2 separate regions of the Homo sapiens genome follow, and region 1 is linked to region 2. Evidence: chromatin loops called from intact Hi-C (ENCODE). Cell type or tissue: IMR-90. All regions are shown on one strand. Each heading gives the region's core, and the rest is flanking DNA. Links, peaks and the distances in the headings are about the cores only.

Region 1 (2,906 bases), core at 272-2,771, 52 kb before region 2:
GCAGTTTGCTCTGGGAGGCTGGGCCTGGAGTCGGGTGGGGGTATGTAGGGCAGAGGAATGCTGGGGCTCAGAGCCACACCAGAGCAGGGGAGGGCCCACACATTGTTAAGACACGTCCGAGAATAAGGACTAGTAGCCACAAGCGGGTTTGAGTGGAAAAGCCAAAATAGCTGGCACCGTGCACTGTGCCTGTGGTCCCAGCTACTCAGGAGGCTGAGGCAGGAGGGTCTCTTGAGCCGAGGGGGTTGAGGCTGCAGTGAGCTATGATTGCTCCACCGCACTCCAGCCCCAGTGACAGAGCGAGAACCTATTAAAAAAAAAAAAAAAAAAAAGCGAAAAGAGTGTAGCAGTTAGGTGGATGCATCAGAACCCAGGTAGAGAGAAATCATAAGAAAACTTTAATAACCAGACAGGACACAGCCTGAAAACCAAAGCTGAATATTTATTCACTGAAATGGCAATCATTCCACCATTCTACTTGCTAAAGGGACTTAACCACGAATCCTTATGTGTATGTGAATGTTTATATGAGACAGAGAGAGATGTGTGTGTGTGTAATCACGGGTATGGGGGCTTCCTGCCTTGAGGGGCTGAAAAACTGGGGATCAGAGGAGGGGAAAACAAACCTTTGTGGAGCACCAGGCATGCCAGGCATGAGAGAGCTCCAGCCCTGCTGCCACTCTGCCTTGATTTGAACCCCAGCTGCCCTGCTCACCAGCTGGCATGCCTTAGCCAAGTTCTTAACACCTCTGTTCTTAGAGTCCTACTTTAAAATGTGCATGATACTAGTGCCTACCTCACGGAGTTGCTCTGCAGACTGTGTGAGTTAACACACGCTGTGTGCACTAGAGAGCCACAAAAGCTTTGCTTTTCCTCTCGTCAAATAGTGGAGTCTGTTTCCCTTTTCCTTGAGACTGGGCTGTCCCTGTTGCTGGTTTTGACCACATCAAAGGAAGAATACTGACTCCCCAAAGATGTCCATGTCCTAGTCCCAGAACCTGTGACTATAATACATCACACGGCAAAGAGGAATGAAGGTTGCAGGTGGAATTAAGGTTGTTAATCTGTTGACCTTGAGGTGGAGGAGAGGATCTTGAATTATCCAGGTGGGCCCAATGGAACCACAAGGGTCTTCAAATGTGGAAGAGGGAGGCAGGACAGAGTCTGAGTCCAGCGACACGGGATGAGAAAGACTTGACCAGCCATTGCTAGCCTTGAAGATGAAAGGGGACCCAGCCATGCAATGCAGGCAGCTTCAAGAAAACAGAAAAGGCAAGAAAAAGGATTCTTCTGTAGACACCCCCCCGAAAAATGCAGCCATGCCAACACCTTGATTTCTGCCCACTGAGGCCCATTTTAGACTTCTGATCTCCCAACCTGTAGAATAATACATTTGTGGGTTTTGTTTGCTTGTTTTGAGATGGAGTCTTGCTCTGTTGCCCAGGCTGGAGTACAATGGCACAATCTCAGCTCACTGCAACCTCCACCTCCTGGGTTCAAGCGATTCTCAGGCTCCCAGGTAGCTGGGACTACAGGCATGCACCTCCACTCCTGGCAAATTTTTGTATTTTTAGTAGAGACAAAGTTTCACCATGTTTCTGGTAATTTGCTGCAGTTAGTTGCTGTAGGAAACTAACACAGACCAATAGAATGGGGTAGAGTTAGGATGTGTAATATCTAAGGCCGGGCCTTAAGAGATCAGAGGCTTCCAATTCCATCCTCTTGGAATTCAGCTGTCACGTGAGAAGTCCAACTATGGTGAGTCACCATGCCTTGAGGAAGCCCAAGCTAGCCACATGGAGGAGCACTGAACTGCCAGACATATGAGTGATGCCTTGGTCTTTCCAGCCCAGCCACCAGCTAAATGCAGCTGAGTAAATGTCAGCTGATGCGTGGGCACAGAACTACTGAACTGAGCCTGCCTGGATTCCTAACCAGTAGAACTGTGAGCAAATAAAATGGTGGTTAGTTTTGGTTTTGTTTCTCTGACAAAAATGCCATTCGGGGGAAAAAAAATGGTTGTTTTAAGTCACTGTATTTCATGGTTGTTTTAAAAAATTATTTTAAATAACTTTTCATAGATAACAGGGTCTCGCTATGTTGCCCAGGCTGGTTGTGCAAACTCCTGGCCTTAAGTGATCCCCACTGCCTTGGCCTCCCAAAGCACTGGGATTGCAAGCATGAGCCATGGCATCTGGTCTTAGGATTGTTTTATGCTGTGATAGACACCCTATAAAGCACTTAGAATGGTACTTGCCATAAAATAAGCATTCAATAAATGTTGGTGTGATGGCTAATATTAGGTGTCCACTTGATTGTGATACAGGAGTTAAGAAGAAATTATTTAGGCAGATAATGAGGGTGTGGAAGTCCTCGGTAAGGTTTTCCTTTTAATGAAAGCAGCCCCAAATTACAAAGAGCAGCCTGTAAAATCAAGCTGCAGACATAGATGCCACCAATGGTGGCTCCATCTTCCCTTCTCTTTGTCAGCCATGTGTACAGTAAGGAGCAGACAAGATGGTGCTGGTCTACTGGAAAGCCCATTTGCATAGTAAGATTAGGGTGGGGTGGCCAGCCTTCCCTGGGCCCTATGTAAATGTCATACCTGATTGAACAAATCTGTGAGCTCTATGTAAATCAGATACCACCTCCTCAAGCCTGACTATAAAATCCAGCACATCCTCCACCTGCCGATCTTTTCCTCTCAGAAGTCCTCTCTCTCTCACTAGAGAGAGAGCTGTTTTCCTCTCCCTTTCATTCTCTTTCTTTTGCCTATTAAACTCCACTTCTAAACTCCTTGTGTGTGTCTGTGTCCTAAATTTTCCTGGCACGAGATGACGAACCCTGGGTATTTACCCCAGACAACATAGCCACTTAGATTGAACTGAAGGATGCTTAGATAGCTG
Region 2 (2,906 bases), core at 108-2,607:
GCCAGCAGAGGAGGCCCTTTGTGTCGCTGTCTTGGTGCTGGAGTGGAAGTGAGGCTTCTAATTATCGTCCCCAGCCCCGTGTCCTGGGTTTACTTCGGCTCCAGCCCAGCGTCAGGGGCAGCACTCCCTTCTGAGAGCAAGCAATTCCTGCCTGTCTGTGAGACCAAGCAGACAAGAATGCCAACCGCCAGCAGCCCCAGCCCCTAACTGTTTCTAAGTCAGACTAGGACCTGTTCAGAACCTGGCACTTTCCTGCTAGAAATTTCCAGCTGCTCTGATCTTTCCTGTAGGGCTTGGCAAGGCCAAAAAGGTCTGGAACCAAAAGAATTCATAAGAACATCAGGCCTGGGCCGGTGGGCACCTCTCCCTCTGTCTGCTCAGGGACTCCCCAGTCACTTCCTACTGTTGGATTCATCCAGGGTGAGGGCCTGGTGGGGCTGCCAGGCCCTGAAGTCCAAGCTCAGGGAAGCGAGAGCAGTTTACCTCTGTGACATTGCTGGTGTGAGCCAAGGCTGCGGGTTCCAGGAGCTAACTTGGGATTCCGTTCAGGACATGACACAGAAGTGAAGAACTCAGGGAACTTCATATGTCCCCATCACCATAGGTGACCTGTGCCCTGCCATCATGGGGGGTGACGGGAGGCTATGAATGTTAACATAATGCAGACTGACAAAGACATCCTCTTTTGTCTTCCTTCCTCTTTGAGACTAGAATGTATTTTCTGAGCTCTCCTTTGCTTTGCTTTTCTTTTGGGTACCATGACCCAAGGTACAGTATAAATACGTCAGTATTTGTAGCCTGTAGAAGGTCACTCAAGAATGTGCATTTGTAACCATCTGGGGAGAAAATAGGCTTTGTCAGTGAGTGTTTCCTCTGGTACACTTATTACACTCTAGCAAGTATCATGTACGGGAGATGAAACAGGCAGCTGAAAGGTGTCCCGCCTGTGCACCTTCCTGCTGGCCCAGCGTCTATTTCCAGCCTCCTCTCCCAGGGTTGCTGAAACCCGGAGCTGATTTCTACATTGGAAGTTAGGAGCTGCAGGAAACGCCTCGTGCCGTGCCGGGGACGTGGAGGAAAGCCAAGTGCCCTTGATAGGCTCCTCCTCTGGAGCTAGGGAGTTCCCTGGATGGTGGCAGGAGGAGCTGCGGTTCTGCAGCTGCTGCGGGCGGGGCAGCTGCTGGCGGCACTGTGTCTTGGGTTTGACCTTGACCCCTGGGCAACACAGGGAGACTTTCACACCCTTCACCCTTGCATCACTCCACTCAGAGGTGCGCAGGGCCCAGCCCCAGCTACAGATGAGGAGACTGAGGCTCGGAGGCTCTCGGACCGCCCAAGGTCTCTGGGCAGATCAAACGGTGGAGAGAGGCCAGAGCCAAGTGTCTTGGCTCCCGGGCTGGGAGAGGCCCCGGCGTGGCCCTCTGGAGGCCGCCGTCTGCGACTGCCCGGGCGCCCTGGGGCGGCAGCCTGGCCTCCTGGGCTCGAGGCAGGGGGCAGAGGTGTCCCGGCGGGGCCGGGGCCGGGACACGAAGAGGGAGGCGAGCAGGGGCTAGGAACTGGAGCCGGTTTGTGCTCGCGCGCCTGCAGGCCCTTTGCCTCGGGCACCCCCGCTCCAGCCCAGCGGGGGCGGCGCCGAGAGGGGCCCATGGCCCAGACGGAGGCTCGGGCTGCGTCCATTGGCGGCCGCAGCCCCGGGGCGGGAGGGGGAGCGGCCCGGCGTCGGGTTACCGGGGACCAGCACGGCAGCTGGCCCCGGGAGGCAGCCGCGGGGTGAGGGTGCATTCTTGGATTCCTGGCCGGGAAGGGAAACCAAACCGCACTTGTATCCAACGCAATCAACAAACATGATGTGTCAAGTGCTGTATTGCACTTGAGCGGGTGTAAAATGGTAGAGCTGGGGTTCCTGCCCAAACGTTCGTCTAATTGAGGAAATAAGAAATCCACAGAGAAGAAGAACGCTGGAGATACCGGGAAGGACATAATAAACCCCGAGAACCACGACCAACCGAATTTAGAGGGGTTCCTGGAAAGGGAAGTCTGTTTTTCCCCAAAGTCTTCTGGAAAGCTTCCACAACAGGGCGAGGTGAGGGTATCCGACCTGCCACCTCCCTCCAGGGCCTGCCACCTGCCCCAGCCGCCCCCACTCACCACAGCACACATGCCCGACCCCACACTGCTGAGCACCCAGCAGCCAACCCTGCCTCCACCCTGCCTGCGCTCCCCAGTCTTACCCCAGGCCTCTACTCTCAAGCTCCTCCAAAACTAGGACCCTCACTTTCTTCTTCCAGAAGCCCACCTGCCCCCAGGACACTGCTGCCCTATAGCCCTCTCCAGTAGAGGCTCTTTTCTCCCTCCAGCTATGCAGCTCAGGGCCTGAAGATGTACTCCGCATTGATCACTGAAGTTTCTAAACGGTTTCTCCTTCCTCTTTCAAAAGCCCGGCCTCTTAGCACAGCGAAACTACTAGATGTGATACTATAATGGTGGATAAATGTCATAATACATTTGTTCAAACCTACAGAATGTACAACAGCAAAAGTAATGTAAAGTAAGAATAAAGCATTCACATCAATGTAAACTGTGGACTCGGGGTGATAATGTGTCACTTAGGTTCATCAATTGTAACAAATGCTGGTGGGGAATGTTGATAGTGGGGGACACTGCTCCCAGGAGGGTGGATATATAGAACTCTGGATTTTCCACTCAATTTTGCTGTGAATCTGAAACTACTCTAAAAAGTATTAAAAATTAAAAATATTTAATTAAAAAAGCCACAAATCACCCCTCCTAATGTCATCTGTCACCCTCCTAGTCACTTCCCCCAACCCTTGATTATTTTAGTATCAGGCTCTATCTCCTTTCATATCATCATTTTTGGTGACTTCAGCATCTATGCTGATGACCCA

Evidence for each region. Peaks named below come from ENCODE experiments on the same cell type or tissue, not always from the same donor. Only the 100,000 strongest peaks of a DNase experiment are listed, where the experiment ranks them.
Region 1: a loop joins it to region 2, with 2.2 times the contacts of the local background. A loop is called at or near these places in 6 of 110 quality-filtered maps.

The regions. Positions count from the first base shown.
Region 1 is chr2:64,805,762-64,808,667 of GRCh38, forward strand. No RefSeq gene overlaps it. Among named protein-coding and RNA genes, the nearest start is that of LINC01800, 56 kb to the right of the region's middle. In IMR-90, for the core only: a CTCF peak has its summit at 1,819; a DNase peak (open chromatin) is centred at 1,790; H3K27ac peaks cover 471 bases.
Region 2 is chr2:64,858,279-64,861,184 of GRCh38, forward strand. All of the region lies in intron 1 of LINC01800 (long intergenic non-protein coding RNA 1800), which reads right to left. Among named protein-coding and RNA genes, the nearest start is that of LINC01800, 3.9 kb to the right of the region's middle. RefSeq lists silencers at 1,017-1,311, 1,349-1,868, 1,628-1,831 and an enhancer at 2,159-2,378. In IMR-90, for the core only: a CTCF peak has its summit at 1,424 (motif pointing left); DNase peaks (open chromatin) are centred at 1,093 and 1,793; H3K4me3 peaks cover 395 bases; H3K27ac peaks cover 1,103 bases.